Linked DNA regions of Homo sapiens: regions 2, 3, 4 and 5 are each linked to region 1. The links are chromatin contacts, found by Hi-C or POLR2A ChIA-PET in ENCODE. All regions are on one chromosome and are shown on one strand. Each heading gives the region's core, a stretch centred on a gene start or an enhancer-like site at or near the end of the contact. The rest is flanking DNA. Distances are from core to core; before and after follow the strand shown. Region 1 holds the start of EIF4EBP2 (eukaryotic translation initiation factor 4E binding protein 2). Region 2 has its middle 14 kb from the start of DDIT4-AS1. Region 3 holds the start of PSAP (prosaposin). Region 4 holds the start of SRGN (serglycin). Region 5 holds the start of HK1 (hexokinase 1).

What was found. Hi-C counts contacts between places; a loop is a spot of excess contacts on that map. ChIA-PET counts read pairs that join two places held with the same protein, here RNA polymerase II (POLR2A). Pooled maps may share reads with other maps.
Region 2: a pooled map shows a loop between it and region 1 (7-fold over the local background). The contact joins the enhancer-like site here to the promoter of EIF4EBP2 in region 1. A Hi-C loop is called at or near these places in 1 of 37 single-sample maps with no recorded cell type and 1 of 50 pooled maps. POLR2A ChIA-PET finds 5 or more read pairs at or near these places in 1 of 52 experiments (BJ).
Region 3: a loop to region 1 is called in a map of naive thymus-derived CD4-positive, alpha-beta T cell, with 11 times the contacts of the local background. The contact joins the promoter of PSAP here to the promoter of EIF4EBP2 in region 1. A Hi-C loop is called at or near these places in 1 of 168 maps with a recorded cell type or tissue (naive thymus-derived CD4-positive, alpha-beta T cell) and 5 of 50 pooled maps. POLR2A ChIA-PET finds 5 or more read pairs at or near these places in 1 of 52 experiments (MCF 10A).
Region 4: a loop to region 1 is called in a pooled map, with 6 times the contacts of the local background. The contact joins the promoter of SRGN here to the promoter of EIF4EBP2 in region 1. A Hi-C loop is called at or near these places in 1 of 50 pooled maps. POLR2A ChIA-PET finds 5 or more read pairs at or near these places in 2 of 52 experiments (T-cell and activated CD4-positive, alpha-beta T cell).
Region 5: a loop to region 1 is called in a map of CD4-positive, alpha-beta T cell, with 10 times the contacts of the local background. The contact joins the promoter of HK1 here to the promoter of EIF4EBP2 in region 1. A Hi-C loop is called at or near these places in 3 of 168 maps with a recorded cell type or tissue (CD4-positive, alpha-beta T cell, CD8-positive, alpha-beta T cell and naive thymus-derived CD4-positive, alpha-beta T cell) and 8 of 50 pooled maps. POLR2A ChIA-PET finds 5 or more read pairs at or near these places in 1 of 52 experiments (A673).

What each region holds. Positions count from the first base shown.
Region 1 is chr10:70,402,352-70,405,621 of GRCh38, forward strand. EIF4EBP2 (eukaryotic translation initiation factor 4E binding protein 2) reads left to right here and starts at 1,794. Exons shown (of 3, transcript NM_004096.5): 1 at 1,794-2,195. The coding sequence starts at 2,051. RefSeq lists silencers at 1,666-1,855, 1,886-2,095.
Region 2 is chr10:72,258,502-72,261,771 of GRCh38, forward strand. No RefSeq gene overlaps it. Among named protein-coding and RNA genes, the nearest start is that of DDIT4-AS1, 14 kb to the right of the region's middle. RefSeq lists enhancers at 1,332-1,551, 1,582-1,651, 1,764-2,407, 2,702-2,841, 2,862-2,971 and a silencer at 2,322-2,531. Within about 2 kb of position 1,655, at least 38 of the 41 ENCODE cell types and tissues checked have a DNase peak (open chromatin) inside an H3K27ac peak, as active enhancers do.
Region 3 is chr10:71,849,465-71,852,734 of GRCh38, forward strand. PSAP (prosaposin) reads right to left here and starts at 1,787. Exons shown (of 14, transcript NM_002778.4): 1 at 1,718-1,787. The coding sequence starts at 1,757. RefSeq lists enhancers at 46-545, 937-1,467, 1,468-1,998.
Region 4 is chr10:69,086,655-69,089,924 of GRCh38, forward strand. It overlaps SRGN (serglycin), which reads left to right and starts at 1,449. Exons shown (of 3, transcript NM_002727.4): 1 at 1,449-1,582. The coding sequence starts at 1,504. RefSeq lists an enhancer at 1,580-2,779.
Region 5 is chr10:69,317,134-69,320,403 of GRCh38, forward strand. It overlaps HK1 (hexokinase 1), which reads left to right and starts at 1,714. Exons shown (of 18, transcript NM_000188.3): 1 at 1,714-1,877. The coding sequence starts at 1,815. RefSeq lists enhancers at 728-957, 2,248-2,297 and a silencer at 1,268-1,947.

The DNA of each region.
Region 1 (3,270 bases), core at 544-3,043:
TTTTTGTAGAAATGTGAGAGGAGGGTCTCGCTTTTTTATCCAGGCTGGTCTTGAACTCCTGGCTTCATGCCATCCTCTTACCTGAGCTTCCCAAATTGCTGAGATTATAGGTGTGAGTTACTGTGCCCCTACTGGACTGATGCACTTTATCAACCACACACTGTAAGCTCTACACAAATGTAAACTAGTATCTTCCCCTTTCCTTCCACTAGAAGTGTCTCTGTTGGCATGTCCAAAGTCTCAGAGTCTTTCAAGGTTAAACTCAGCCCTCTGCAACTCTGGCAGCTTCCAGATGGCAGGACAGGCAGGGGACTTTTTTTTCTGGATTCTTGGGGCACTCACCACAAAATCAGTACCATGTAATGCCCTGGCCTGCCCTGGGCTGTTGTAAGTTCTTTTGTCTATGTTCTTGCCAAGCACCTGTTTGACCCTCTGAGCAGTGAAGCAATAGCTGTTTTCCCCTCAACCTCTCTTACCCTTATTTCTCTCATTTGCAAAATGGGAATGATGGTAGCTATGTTGGCCTTACCCATGAGTGTCTTCCCAGTCCCACCTTGGGCATGTTGTGGGCAGAAGTAGTGCTGCCCTAGTGCAGCGGTTCTCAAAGTGTGATCTGGAGAGCCCCTCGGGGATCTGAGACAACCTTCTTTTCTAACTACATACCTGTGTGAGGCTGGGTTTTCTTCATATAGTTGAATCAACACATTACAACAGCTTGAACACAGAAACAGATATGAGAATACAGCTGTTTTCTATTAAGCCAGATATTAAAGCGTTTGCAAAAATATAAAATAATGCCACTGTTCTCACTATTTGTTTTAGATAATTAAAAAATATAATGTCAACATGTAATAGGTTATTATTTTATGAATTAATAAACATTTAAAACATTCTCAGTTTTAATTTGTTTTTTGTTGTTGTTGTTGTTGTTGTTTTTTAGAGACAGGGCCTCACTCTGTTGCCCAGGCCGGAATGCAGTGGCTATTCACAGGTACAATCCCACTAGTGATCAGCAGCGGCTCAGTTTTAATTTCTAATACAATAATTATCAATACATATAATCCACACAAACAAAAGCTCTTGGAAATCCTCAATAATTTTCAAGAATGTAGAGGTACTGAGACCCAAAGTTTGAGAACCCCTCGAGGAAAGAATAGAGTTCCAGATCTAGATTTTTCAGGTACCTCATGGTCTAAGCCCTCTCCTGTGCCTCATTTTAACTCTAATACAATAATACTCATTCTTGTTGCCATGAGTGGCTCTTGGTTTCTTCCTTTTCCTAATGTTTAGATCTTGCTTTATGTGTGTATATAGTGATGGTCTTTGGAAGGATACACAATTAACTGGTACAGCGGTTGAGGGGAGTTCGGAAACTGGGAGAAAGTGGCACCATAAACCTTTCTGCTCTGTTTGATTTTTAAAATACAGTACATCGTGCATGTAGTGCCTGAATTAATAATGAACAATTAAAAGTAAAATTACATTTTTAATGCATAGGAATGCATGAGAAACTCAAGTCTGCTCAAGTAAAGTGGTGTTAACCGACAATGACAAACAATAAGAAGAAAGTTTTCCTTGTCCGCCTTCACCAGGCTCACAAACACTTAGCTCGCGCTCCCTCTGGCTCTTCTCCCGCTCGCTGGGGTTAAGCCACTCTCTTCCTCAGCCCTGCCCCTCGTCCCCGCCCCCTTCAACAACTTCAGCCACGCCCCTCACTGCCTCGCCCCGCCCCGCGGCGACGTCACCTCCGGCCGACCAGCTTCCCCAACTCCCTCTGGCTCCCGCCTTCGCCCGCTTCCGGTCGTCGTCGTCGCCGCTGCTGCCGCTGCTGTTGCTCCTGAGGCTGCTGGCTGAGGCCGGAGGATCGAGCGGCGGCGGCGGCGGCGGCTGAGAGGGCGGCGGCGGGAGCGGAGCGGGACGAGGGAACGGGAGGAAGCGAGCGAGGAGCGCGCAGAGCGCGCTTTTCCGTCCGCCTGAGGAGCCGAAGCAGCCCCGGCCCCGCCGCCGCCGCCTGCCCGCCGGACAAAGCCGAGAGCCCGCGCCCACAGCCATGTCCTCGTCAGCCGGCAGCGGCCACCAGCCCAGCCAGAGCCGCGCCATCCCCACCCGCACCGTGGCCATCAGCGACGCCGCGCAGCTACCTCATGACTATTGCACCACGCCCGGGGGGACGCTCTTCTCCACCACACCGGGAGGTGAGCGCCGGCCAGCCGTCCGCCGCGCCCGGTGTCCCGCCGCGGTCCTCTAACTCCTCGGCGCCTCGGTGCCCGGCCGCTTCGCCCCCGCCCCCAGCTCCACCGAAGCCCCGGGGACGCTGCCCTTGGGCCCGCCCGAGCGTTCGGGACCCTTTACTTCGTGTTCGCTCTTGCCCGCAGCTCGAGTCGGCGCGCGCCCCACTCGGGAATGTGGCTGTCCTGTCGCGAAAAAGAGCTCTTGTTTCCGCTTCGTGGCAGGCTTACGCATTCGACCCAGTTCTCTCTCTCCTCTCTGCCTCCTTCCCGGGCGGATTTGGCTCCACTTGGCCTTGCATTACAGTCTGCATTGCCTGTCGTAGATTGTGCAAATTAATGCTTGATTTTGGAGCTGGCTCCGGGGCTTTTTAAAAAAGAACTTTGGGAGAGGAATTCGGCCCTGGCATCCTGCGATGGCTTGTTTTTGCTGCTTTTAGAACACCGGGAGGAGGCTGGAATGCGGAGTCTGGAAGCCTCGCCCAGCGTTATCCCGCTTTGACAGCATTGTTTACTTTGCTGGACGAGGCCCCACGGGTGAGGGGAGTCCCCAGGCCGGGAGGAGAGCGTGATAAAATAAAGCTCAAGTAATAGCCAAGGGAAAGTAGGTGGGGGTGGTAGGGTGCTGACAGCCTTAAGGTAGGGTGTCTTTCGGCAGCGACGCCTTTGGAAATGGATTGAAGGACCTTTGTCAAGGACACCCCAGTTGGGTGGGGTGGTTGCTTGATCCTGTGGAAGGGGCTAGAGAGAGGCAATCCAGAGAGAGGGTGGTTCCCTGGCATTGCTTTTCAAAGCATGACCAGGAACTGTTTACAAATAAGTAATACTGGGGTAGAGGTGAAGCTTGGTCACGGGAAGAGAGCTCAAAGGTTGTCTGTGCCCTAACTGGGCTGTCCTCCAGAGGGAGGAGCCTGGAAAGCGATTTTGAGGAGCCTTATTGAAGGGAACGGGGCCTCCTTTTTAACTTCAGAACTTTGTCTTCTTTTGGTGCTGGGGTGGCCTCTTGCTAGAGGGTGGGGACTTCGCAGCTCCTGCGGTCTAG
Region 2 (3,270 bases), core at 405-2,904, 1.9 Mb after region 1:
AGCCTGGCCAACATGGTGAAACCCCATCTCTACTAAAAATACAAAAATTAGCTGGGCATGGTGGCGGGTGCCTGTAATCCCAGCTACTCAGGAGGTTGAGGACCAAGAATCACTTGAACCCAGGAGGCGGATGCTGCAGTAAGTCAAGATTGCACCACTGCACTCCAGCCTAGGCGACAAAGTTTGATTCCATCTAAAAAAAAGCTATTGAAGGAGAAGGGAGCAACTCATACTCATGCACAGCTGTGTGATTGAGCACAGGCTTCCAAGGCACCAGGCCTGGCCTGGACTCGCTACCCTGAATTCTCCAGCAGGGGAACAAGAGGGTTCCCAAACCTGTTCAAGGAGGGCTTCTCAAAGGACCTGGAGCTTAACACAAGCTGGGAGTGTGAGCTGTAGCTATAAGGTGGGAAGTGCATTGAAGAAGAGTAATTGGTGTGAAGGTAGGAGCAAGCTGGAAGGGAAGCCACTTGGGACCCCACAGAAATGGCATCTCACCGGGCACAGGGAATCTGGAAAAGGTAAATTATGGCTGGGCACGGTGGCTCATGCCTGCAATCCCAGCACTTTGGCAGACTGAGGCAGACAGATCACTTGAGGCCAGGAGTTTGAGACCAGCCTGGCCAACATGGTGAAACCCATCTCTACTAAAAATACAAAAATTAGCCAGGTGGGTGGCACACACCTGTAATCCCAGCTACTTTGGAGGCTGGGACAGGAGAATCACTTGAACCCAGGAGGTAGAGGTTGCAGTGAGCTGAGATCACACTACTGCACTCCAGCTTGGGGGACAGAGCAAGACCCTGCCTCAAAAAAATAAATTAATTTTTTTTTTTTTTTTAAAAGAGCATGTTAAGGAGTACAGGCATCCGTTTTTCTCAGGGCCAAAGATTTCCTATCCCAGTGGGAGCACCAGATGAGAGAAGAGAAAAATCTGCTGTGACCTCTGCCAGTCTCACTTCCAGGTCTATGTGTCTGTCTTTAGCATGATTAAAATACTGTAAATTATATGCTTATCCTTTGTTGATGTTCTCTTTATGATCCACCTTATGTGGCTGTATATATTTTGCATATCTACATACATATTACTATGCAAAGTTGTATACACAAAGCCATGCATACTGTACTTTATGGAAAATTTAAGAGCGTTTCAGATATAATTAGAACCATATGTGTTTTTCCCCTTCTGGGCTGTGGGTGGGAAATGAATCTAGAGCCTGCCCCCGAGGCTTGCGAGGCTGAACTAAGCAGCCAGACTGGCTCTAAAGGCAATGGGGAGCTATTAAAAGGTTTGGAGAGGGAGGTCCTAGTGAGGCTGAACAGAGGTAAAATAAACAGAAAGTTCCAGGCTCTCCTTGCTTCTACTTAAGAAAAATCAGAGCAGTAAATCCCAAACCAGTTCTGCCCACAACTCAAATGCAGATGAGCATCCCTTGCTCCATCTATGCAGGAAAGCCATAGTGTGGGGCTGTAGGACTATGGAGTCAGCCTCTGCAAGCAACAAGGCTCAGAGGCTGAGGGGCTTCAGGCCCCAGCAAAACCCAGTGATCCTGTTGTCAAATCTGAATGTCATCATCTGCCTCCAGGGCGACCAGCTCTGGATGGGGGTGTCAGGGTCAGGATCCTGTTCCATGTGGCAAGAGCTTGGGGAAGCTGCTGCAGGCCTACTGATGACCTTCTTTCCTGGCCCAGACACTCTTAAAAACTTCCTGGCGAGGGAGGCAACACACCTTATTGTGCAGCCCTCATCGAACGCATCAGCTGCACTAAGTGCTGAAGAAAAGTTCCCATAATAACCATGTGTGATAATAAAAAGATAAAGAGGCAAATAGGTATGTAGGTCAGCTCAAAAATAGCCACCCACCCGCCTGGCCTGGGTAGCCCTTTGTGCCAAGTGGGTAGAAAGGTTTTCCTTGCTTCCCTTCCCAAGCTGATGCCCCCTGCACTTTTCAAGGTTGCCTTAAATACAACTCCTTCCTGCACTAGCTGGGGTAGCCAGGGCAGTAGGGACTGCAGCCCTACAGGGGCAGCCCTGCGCTCCCTCCACCAAATCAATCCTGGGGTCAGAGGGCACAAAGGCTTGGCCTCTCTGACGTGAGTTCTCGGGGCTAAGTCAGGGTTTAGGGTAGTGAGTCACAGACATTCTTTCCCCCATCCCTTAGGGTTTGCGCACACCCAGGAAGCCTTCCCCTCCCCAACAGAGACCGCTTTGTTAGCACGACCCACCCGGTTGGAGAAGAGTTACAGCCTCAGGGGTGTGAGGGCCTCCTCGGCCTCTCCCTCCCTCCCCCTCTCTCCTCTCTAGGGCTCTCACCAGAAAGGCGCCAACCCTGCGCCCTGCCCCCACCCAGCCGCCGGGGCCCCAAATGCTGAGCTCAGCATCTCTGTGGCCTGGCTGCCCTCCTCCCGGGCAGTGGGAGGAGCCTCCTTCCTCCCGAGGGTGGGCGGGGCCAGGGCCAGCCCCGCCCTCCTCCCCGTTCCCCCTCTCCCTCCATCCCCCTCCCGTTCCTCAGTCGCACGTTCTCCAAGTCACGTCCCCCGCTTCCCCTAGTAGGGGGTCGACGGAGATTGGACCCTTCCCCCAGTCAGCTGCTCTGCATCTGTCACCTCGGCGGCAGCGCTCCCTTGAGGTCGCACCTCCGCTGTGGAGGGAGGCGAGAGCGAGCTGAGTGGGGGGTCTTCCCTTCCCCCATCCCGCTGGCCCCAGACAAGCCACCGCAGACCGCGGCGAAATCAGTTAAGCTCTTGCGTGCACCAGTTCCCGGAGCAGAGTCTGAAAGTTTTTGTGTTTCTGTGCGGCTACTTTTAAGTATAAAAAATTCAGCAGTGGCTCCTGGGTGCCTATGTCAGCGTCTGGCCCTTTGTGGATTACGTACGGGACAACTGGGGTGGGGAAGGGCCCCTCTTCACAGGCAGCAATTCCCAGAGTGGCCTTCCTATGGGACCCCAGAGCTCCCAGGGGGAGGATCCCAGAGGGGGATATGGTAACAGAATCACTGTCACTTCTGGGATTGAGGGTGGCAGCTAAAGGGAAACCCCTCGAGTGTCAGTCGGACTTGCCATTTGAGTCAGCACTGCTAGGTGCTGCTGAATTCTGCAGGGGGAGGAAGAACCTGATCAGATAAAACAAGGGCTGACCTAGAGAAAGTCTCTTGGGTCAACATATTCTTAGCGATAACAGAAGATCACTCCAACTGTTCTACACCCCACCCTACAACATTGACCCCCCGCTTTCCAGCATTTACAGTCCCTTTTAGTTTACAACTAAGA
Region 3 (3,270 bases), core at 537-3,036, 1.4 Mb after region 1:
GTGTCTCACGCCTGTAATCCCAGAACTTTGGGAGGCTGAGGCGGGAGAATGGCTTGAACCCGGAAGGCGGAGGTTGCAGTTAGCCGAGACTACGCCATTGCACCACTCCGGCCTGGGCAACAACAGCGAAACTCCGTCTCAAAAAACAAACAAACAAACAAAACAAACAAACAAAAAAAAAACGGCCAATAGCGTGCAAGACTTTCTTTTCTCTTTTTCTTTTTTTCACAGGTGGGGTCTTGCTATGTTGCCCAGGCTGGTCTCCAACTCCTAGGCTCAAGCGATCCTCCCACCTCGGTGTCCCAATGTGCTGGGATTACAGGCATAAGCCACCGCACCCAGATGCAAGACATTTCAAAGCAAGTGAAATGAGGACCCCATGGCAAAATAACTGGACCAGAAAACCCTATATCGCCTTCAATACCTATGAGAATTAAGCTCCGATTTTTTTTAGCTTGCCCAAATTCCTATCTAAGGGGTGTAGGAATCATACCCTACAAACCATAAACTCTCATCAGATGGGTTTTATTTGACCCCATATATCGTGACTTACTTTCCAATCTGACTCTGGCATAACATTTTATAAGACAAGGAAAAAAAAATCAAAATATCTAACCCCAAAATATATTTCCTTGCCATACCTTGAAATTGCCCTGCAAAGTCTCTTGTGGGAAAAATCCACATTCTATAGAGAATCCCCTTTCCCCTATGTTTTCCTTCCTTCCTCTCCAGATCCAGGAGATAATCAACTAAGAGCCAGTCACCCTTTCATTTCCATAGAAATATTTTACAACGTGCTCGCTCTCTTAGTCGGCTACCTGAGAGCTTCCTCTGCACAATAAAACTTGGTCTCCACAATCCTTTATCTTAACTTGAATACTTTCTTTCTATTGATTCTAGGTTTTCAGATAAACTCAACCAATTATCAACTAGAAAATGTTTAAATTTACCTATGGCCTGGAAGCCCCCCGCCGCTTTGAGTTGTTTCGCCCTTCTGAACCAAACCAACGTATTTCTTAAATGTATTTGATTGATGTCTCGTGCCTCCCGAAAATATGTAAAACCCAGCTGTATCCCAACCACCTTAGGCACATGTTCTCAGGACCTCCTGAGGGCTGTGTCACGGGCCATGGTCACTCATATTTGCCTCAGAATAAATCTCAAAATATTTTTACAGAGTTTGACTCGTTTTGTCAACACCTAGAATCCAGAGTAAATACATATGCAAACGTCAATATAGATGATACACATGTGCTTCCTGCAGCTTCGCTACCCTTACAAACAGGCAACTGAAGCCAACGGCCAAAGTGTCCTGCGGGACGGGGCTCCAGCCCACCTCGATCACGTGCGCCCAGCACAGGCACAACACAGCTGCCCAAGGGGTCACCCTACAAGACTCACCCACCCCCACAGTGGGAAGCGCAGCCTGAGGGAAGGCCTCGGGGCCCCAGCCGCGCAGGAACCCACTCGAGCCCCGAAGGAGATGCTGCCCAGGGCCTGGGCCGTCCTCCCGGGGGCATTTTCGCAGCCCGCCCCCCGCAGCCCCCAGCCGCCCAGAGAAAGCCAGAGAAAGCCAGCGAACGCGCCTGCGCAGTGCGCGCGCCCCCTTGCCAACTAGGGCAGGGGGAGCAGAGGGGCCAGGCCCGGCACAGCCCATTCTGGGGCAGATGGACGCTGCGAGGCACCTCCTCCCCAGGATGAGGGTCCCAGGGCTTACCCGCGCCCAGGAGGCTGGCCAGGAGGAAGAGGGCGTACATAGCGCCGTCTGACTCCGCAGTCTGCAATGCGGAGCGTCAGCTGATCCCCCGCAGATATAAATCTGCCCTGCCCCAAAGCCGTCCAGAGCGCAGGCGCTAACCCCGCCCCATCCGGGCCTGCCCGAGCTCAACAGCGCCCTGACTCAGCGCCTCTGAGGGCGCCTGCGCGAAGGGGAGGCCAATAGGAGGGGGCAATGGGAGGGGCGAAAGGAAGGGCTATGGGGAGGAGTGAGGAAGAACTTGGAGAAAGGGAAGGGAAAGGTCATAAAAGAAAAGCCCTACTAATTGAATAGGTCAGAGATTATATATGTAAAATACCTTTTAAATCTCCACATTGTTGGCCGGCCGCGGTGGCTGACGCCTGTAATCCCAACACTTGGGAGGCCGAGGCGGGCGGAGGGTTCAAGACTAGCCTGGGCAACGTGGTGAAACCCCATCTCTACAAAAAAAAAAATACAAAAAAATTAGCCCATTGTAGTAGCGGGTTTCACATAGAATAGCTTGGGGTTTCACATAGAATAAGTAGTCGTGTAACAGGGTACAGGGCTCAGTCCTGGCCAGGGGCACGTGGGGGCAGGTGGTGGCACCTGGTCAAAGGCAAGTCTGGGCTGGGCATGCTGGCTCACTCCTGTAATCCTAACACTTTGGGAGGCCGAGGCGGGCGGATCATGAGGTCAGGAGTTCAAGACCAGCCTGGCCAATATGGTGAAACCCTGTCTCTACTAAAAATACAAAAATTAGTCAGGCGTGGTGGCGCTCGCCTGTGGTTCCAGCTATTTCAGGAGGCAGAGGCAGGAAAATTGCTTAAACCCGGGAGGTGGAGGTTGCCGTGAGTCAAGATCGCACTACTGCACTGCAGCCTGGACCACAGAGCGAGAGAGATTCCCATCACCAAAAAAAAAAAAACAAAAAACTTTTAAGCCTCACATTGTGGTACCGTTAAAGATGTAATACCATTCCTCACCCATCATAAGAGATCATAAGAGTCACAACCAACACTCCTGTAACGAGACAGCTTAAGAGAAAAGCATAACAAATTTATGTAATCAACGTTTTATGTGACATGGAAGCCTTCAGAAATTAAGACCCAAAGACCCTCTGCCTGTGGCTGCCCCTGCCAGGACCTGAACAGAGAATGATGATGACCCTCTCCAGAAGGATAAGAACCTGCCAACCGCAAGGCAGGGAAAGGAGGGGAATCTTAGCCCCTTAGGGCAGGCACTTAGAGGTCATTTACCTGTAGGGACATTGAGCCTAGGAGAGGGCAAGACGTTTATCCAAGGTCACACAACAGGTAGAGATAGAACCTGGCCCGAAGCCAGGTTTCCTGACCCAGGAAGGGCAAACCTACAGTTCCTCCAACTTCCTCCAATCTGCAATCCGCTCTGGAGAACAACCCCAGGGACTAAGGCCTCAGAACCTTCAGTTCTGCTCCCCTGCAATCTCCCTAAGTGCCCCCAGCCCCCACCACAGCTCTGACTTCCTCTGGGGAGCCAGATGGGGAAGTGTGCCC
Region 4 (3,270 bases), core at 199-2,698, 1.3 Mb before region 1:
GTTCAAGCGATTCTCCTACCCCAGCCTCCCGAGTAGCTGGGACTACAGGCACTCGCCACCACGCCCGGCTAATTTTTTGTATTTTTAGTGGAGACGGGGTTTCACGGTGTTAGCCAGGATGGTCTCGATCTCCTGACCTTGTGATCCACCCACCTCAGCCTCCCAAAGTGCTGGGATTACAGGTGTGGACCACAGCACCTGGCCTTTATTGTATAACTTTAATATGGAGCCTTAGTCCTCCAGAAATCTGCACCATGCCCAGGGAAAATGCTGTTCCTTTATTTACATGAGGCAGAGGTTTGTGTTGTTTGCTGAGGTCCAGCAGCTCACTGTGAGGACAACCTCTCCCTCGTTCCTGATTTCTGGCTTATTCAAGGCCAGAGGACCCAAAACTCGAGTTGAAAATTTTGACTAGGAGAACAGATAAAAATAGAAATGGAATCCATCTTAAGAAATGCTCAATGTGAAGGAGAGGGGAATGCAAAATAGTTTTTCTGTTTTACCACAGTCTTTGTAACTGAAAATCCTATGTTCTTGAGATAGAGAGAGAGCCAATGATCCAATGCAAGAAACTGAGTTTAAGAAGAAACTGTTTGCTGGGCACGGTGGCTCACGCCTGTAATCCCAGCACTTTGGGAGGCTGAGGCAGGCGGATGGCCTGAGGTTGGGAGTTTGAGGCCAGCCTGGCCAACATGGTGACACGTCGTCTCTACTAAAAATACAAAATTAGTCCAGCGCAGTGGTGTACGCCTGTAATCCCAGCTACTCAGGAGGCTGAGGCAGGAGAATTGCTTGAACCCTGGAGATGGAGGTTGCAGTGAGCTGAGATCGCGCCACTGCTCTCCAGCCTGGGTGACAGAGTGAGACTCCATCTCAAAAAAAAAAAAAAAAAAAAAAAAAAGAAGAAAAAGAAGAAGAAGAAACTGTTCATCTGAAATCCGACAACTCATTCTTGAAGGTTAGAGCTCAGCTTTGAAGTTTCACTTCACGAGCTTGGCTCAGTGAGGTATGTTACTCCCCGGTGAAAAAGAAAATGAAGAGAATGTTTTATGTTGAAAGTGCTTGGTGACGAAAAGGCAGCACCTAGATCCCTTATCTCATAAAAAATGCAGCAGATTCTTAATATTAGCAATCTAGTGTTTAGATTGTTACCTGAAGAAAGGAAAAACAAACTGTCCCAAATGCTGATTCTACTGTTTCGGTGGGAAAAAAAAATGTCTTGCAGGCAAGTGGCAAACAACAAAACTTTTGAAAAAGCAGGCCTGGGGGGAGTCCAGTACAGTTTCATAATGGGTATGAATAGTTATTTTACTGTGTTCCCCCCACCCCCTTTCTTTCTGGGTTTTGATGTGGATGTCTTTCTATTTGTTCAGGAAATTGTGACGTGTGTTCTGGGCAGGGTTTGAGGTTTTGGAACATTTTCTAAAAGGGACAGAGAGCACCCTGCTACATTTCCTAATCAAGAAGTTGGCGTGCAGCTGGGAGAGCTAGACTAAGTTGGTCATGATGCAGAAGCTACTCAAATGCAGTCGGCTTGTCCTGGCTCTTGCCCTCATCCTGGTTCTGGAATCCTCAGTTCAAGGTAAGACTCAGGAGTCTTGTTCCCCAGCCATCTTCTCTGTAAGCCCTGTGGTCCATGCAAGTCATTATATTCATTTTAAGGCATAGAATGTATAATATTGTGAGAAAGGAGGCAAAGAAGAAGGATTTGGGGTCGCTGAACCCTTTAATATGAGTTCTGTTAAGTTTGGTACCAAGAAAAATTAAACTCTGTGGCGTGTGCAGTCTTGTAAACTCTTACAATGATTGAAATGTGCTATTTTGGGATGAAAATGTGAGGTTTATAAATTTTAAAAGCTCAAAAAAGGAATCTAGAAAATGACTCCTGTGCCTGTTGCATGGAGGAGATGGCACCTTTGACTGTTGGGGGGTGTCTGCCTACCCCTAAGTGTCTACATCAGCCCCAAGTTTTAGTGCGCTGTGACGGTGTCATTGTTATTTTAACACTGGGAGACGTTATATTCCAATTGGGGTGAATCTGACTGTGTGTATTTTCTTTTCTTTTTTTTTTTTTTAAAGATAAACTTGGTTCTTACTGAAAACTCAATTATGGTTAGACATAGTTCATGTAAAACCTCTCAGATTTTAAAGAGAAGGCCAAATAATTTGGTATTTGTGCTCTTGCTCAGAGAAGCATCATATTCGGAAATATCTTCCTAGGTTTATCTACCATTTAGTGTTGTTTAGTCAGACTGAAACAACTTAAAACCTGTAATGACTAAGACAATGAAAATGATAGGCTTGTAAGAAAAATACAATTTGTTATTCTTTGGCAAATAAGGAATCATGTCTAAATAAGACGGAGGTCATGGCTTGATAGAGAGATGGCTGAACCTATAGTAGAAAAACACTAGGTTCCGCCAAATGGTAAGGGAAATGTTGAGTCACAATGACACACATGTCCTAGATTTGTTTCGTCAAAGCGACTTTTGGTTGTCATGATCTTACTTCCGGTGGAGATGAAATCTTACAGATGATCGCAGAGACATTCATTTTATGTTGGAAATTTATAAAATCATTTTCTTCTAGTTATGCTAATGCTGAAAAAAGAGCAAGTAATGTTTCTGGAACGTTATTAATTTATGTATTTTTAAAATATAAAACATTGTCAATTGTAGGGAACAGGCTTCACTGGGATCTTTTAGGGAATATCTTCAGCTTGATGAAATAATTCCCGAATAGCCAAGTGGTCTGACAAGATCGAGAGTAATGAGGCCCATACTTTAGTACAGTCTTGAATGGCCAGATGGTGCTGGGCATACCCCAACCAGAGATATGTAAGTCTTTATGTTGTCAAAATTTCCCAGAAACATGAATTTCCCACTAAGATTCATTAAGGAAAACTAGAATGAAAACAAAAACGTTCCTTGTATAATATTCATTAGAAAGAAATGAAGAAGGCCGGGCATGGTGGCTCACGCCTGTAATCCCAGCACTTTGAGAGGCCAAGGTAGGCAGATCATGAGGTCAGGAGTTTGAGACCAGCCTGGCCAACATAGTGAAATCCCGTCTCTACCAAAAATACAAAAAAATTAGCCGGGCATGGTGGCACACACCTGTCATCCCAGCTACTCAGGAGGCTGAGGCAGGAGAATTGCTTGAACCTGGGAGGTGGAGGTTGCAGTGAGCTGAGATTGCACCACTGTACTACAGCCTAGGTGACAGTGCAAGACTCTGTCAGAAAGAAAGAAAGAGAGAGAGAGAGAAAGA
Region 5 (3,270 bases), core at 464-2,963, 1.1 Mb before region 1:
GAAGGGTAGGAATGAAAGTGAGAGTCCCTGAAGCTTTAACCGCATTAACTTTTCAGTCAGTTCTATGATACCTGCCATTCCTTAAGTGTGTATTATGTGCACGTATTTTGCGTACAGTATTACACAACAATCAAGGGGAGGTGAGGTGGGCATTAGTGTCTTCATCTTATGGATGAAGACACAGTCTCAGAGGTGATTCAAGATGCCCCTCTGCATAGGCCCTAAGGCAGGGGGTGGGGACTGTGACCTGGACAGGAAGCTGGGGCCTCAGGACTGCATCTAAGCTCCTCCTTTTCTGTGGGTGATGGTGGCTGTCAGGCCCCTGAACCTACGTCATCCCTCCCTCTGATTTGACTGTACCTTTGCTAGGCCTGGTCAAGGGCTAGGGACTCCTAAAGTCAAGAGCTAGGGTAGAGGTTGGGGGTTGGATCTCAGGGCACCATATGGTGCAGACTTGGTTGCAGGAAAGTGACCTATTTAGGCAGAGGGGCTCTATACAACTGGGACCACAGCAAACCCTAGAGGTGAGCACCTGCTTCAAAGACTCACAGATCCAAGCTGTGATCCTAGATCTACAACTTCCTGGCTGTATAAAGTCCAGCAAGACTGAGGCCTCACTGAGCTTCAATTTCCTTACCTGTCTAACCAGAATAGCAACAACTTGTTTGTATATTTGAGCTCATTACATGTCATTTTGTAAGGCACTAAAGCTCCTGGAGGCTTCCGGAACACAGAAATAATTAATCTAAGAATCCTAAAGTGGCTGTCCTGGTAGCACCTCTAGGGAGTCCTCCCATCCTACGTAACTTCCTCTGGGAAAGTAGAAAACACGGCACCTGGGAAGGGGCGCTGAACCGTGCCCCAAGTCCCAGTGGGCCTGGATGCCCAAGAGCAAGAGGAGGCCCAGAGGATGGGGACAGGCCACGACCTGTGGCCCAAGTCCCGCCCAGAGGGAGTGCGCCCTGAGGGAGAGCCACCGGAGCTGGTGACTCGGGGGCGGGTGCTCTGGGGTGTCGCTTTGGGTTCAGCAATACAAATCTGCCAGCTGGAGATTAGGCGGGGCACGCCGGGGAGAGGTGATGCACTGCCGCTGAAGACCCAGGTAGGCCGGTGCGTTCGGCCTGGGTGAGGAAGGCGCGGGACCCGGGTGCGAGGACTGCGTAGCGTCCCCGGCTCCCGCTTCCGCCCGCTTTCCACGCCCACTTCTGCAAGTCCCCTCCGGCACCTCGGCGTCCACCGGACTCCTAGGGGCGAGCCCTCATTTCCGAGGAATGGGACCGCCTTCGTGCCCCCGGGGCTGCCAGTCCCTAGACTAGCCCTAGGGGCTTCTCGTCCCGGCGGAGCCGGGCGGTGCCTCCTGCCTGCGCCTCGCACCTCCCCGCCTGGCACGGCCCACCCGGGCACGGCGCCGCCACGCGTGAAGGCCCGCATCGGCTCCCTACGTGGGGGACGTGCAGGATGATGCGGGGTCGGGGGGGATTTCGCTGCGTCGCCCGCCCCCTTTCCGGCGCAGGAGGGAGCGGCCGCCGCGTCCCCGCTCCCCGGCCGGGACGCCACCGCCGGGCGTTGCAGAGGCGCGCCGCAACCAATGGGCGTGGAGGAGGTGGGTCGGCTGGCGGCTGTCACCCTCCAGGGGACGGGAGCGCGGAGACCGGGAGCGCGCGAGCTGTCGCCGCGCCCCGGGCCGAGGGGGAGGAGCCGGGGGAGGAGGAGGAGGAGGAGCCGCCGAGCAGCCGCCGGAGGACCACGGCTCGCCAGGGCTGCGGAGGACCGACCGTCCCCACGCCTGCCGCCCCGCGACCCCGACCGCCAGCATGATCGCCGCGCAGCTCCTGGCCTATTACTTCACGGAGCTGAAGGATGACCAGGTCAAAAAGGTGAGCCCCCGCCCGCGCCGCCGCTGGTCCTGGCCGCAGCCTTGCGTTCCGGCATCCGCTCGCCGCCTCCGCTGCCTCCATCCTCCGGCGCCCGGCCTTCTCCGGGCCAGCATCGAGTTGGACTGCAGGGCGCAAGGAAAGCCTTCGCCTTCGATTCTACCGGCATTGTCAGTGTCTCTGTGTGTGTGCGTTTTTGGGAGGGGGGCAATCGGGCGGAAGACCCCCGAGACCGGGCTGCCTGCTGCAGTGTCCTTGAAACGGGCCCTGGATGTCAGATAGGCCCCCGGGCTGTGCGGGGAGGTGGCCGGTGGGCCCTTCCGCAGGGCCTGTTCGGGAGGGTCCGAGCGCCGTGGGAGGAGGTGTGATCATGGAGATGCTGGGGAGGTGATCGAGCAGCAGGCGGGGGTGCTGGCTGGAGGCCAGGCCTCCCATATTTGGGGTTCCTGGCGGAGGGTGTCGGGTGCCCCGGAGAAGCTGTCGCCGGGCTCTCCCAGTTGTTTGAGCTGCTCGTTAATCTGAGGACGAGGTGACCCGCCCGGCTTCCCGGAACGGGGAGGGGCGGCGAGGCCACCGGAAACTTTGCTCATAGGCCTCGTGTCTGGAGCGGCACGTCTGAATGGAATTTTTTATTCCTCTTAAGCTGTAATTTCTAGCCAGCACAGGAGCTCAAATAAGCGACTGGTCATTTGAGTTGGGTGGACGCCTGTGGCATGCTTGTTCTAGCACTTGGACGCATGCATCCTCCTGTCCTGAGGTGTTGTTGCCTTTGACATCTTAGTGTAAAATACTGTCCGCTGGCAGGTCTTAAAGGTGTATTTGTCTCTTCTGCCAGCTGTGCTACCATATTTTAAAGAAACAGCCTAAGCTGTAGGGAAAGACGCCCGTTTTATCAGTGCCAGGTCTGGTACAGGCTCCAGGCCCACCCACCCTGAACGTGGTGACGTTATTGCTGGGGTTAGCTGGGATGGACTGGCAAAGTCATCTTGACTTTGGCGTTCAGACAGGTGGAGTTCTACAGGTGAAAGGCAGGAGTGACAGGCCTTGATTTTCTGCCCGGCAAGCCATAGGGTGTTCCATCCTCTTCCTGTGCATCTAAGATGACTCCCTCATCTGGCACCATAGGAAACAGGCCTACTGAGGGCAGCGACCTTATCAAGGTCACCCAGTGAGTTAGAGGCAGAGCCAGTCAGGGGGATCCAGGTCTCCCAGTGCCTCCACCCAGGAACTTCACCAGGGTCCTCCTGGAGGTCAGCTTCCAGGAGGGAGTGGGTACTGAGAGACAAAGCCGCTGGGGACCCTGCCGTGATCTTGGATCCCATGGTGGGTGGGGACCGGGAGTGAGGTAGGTAGGAGATAGGCTTGGGAATGCCATCTGCCATTGCTCTTTATGGCT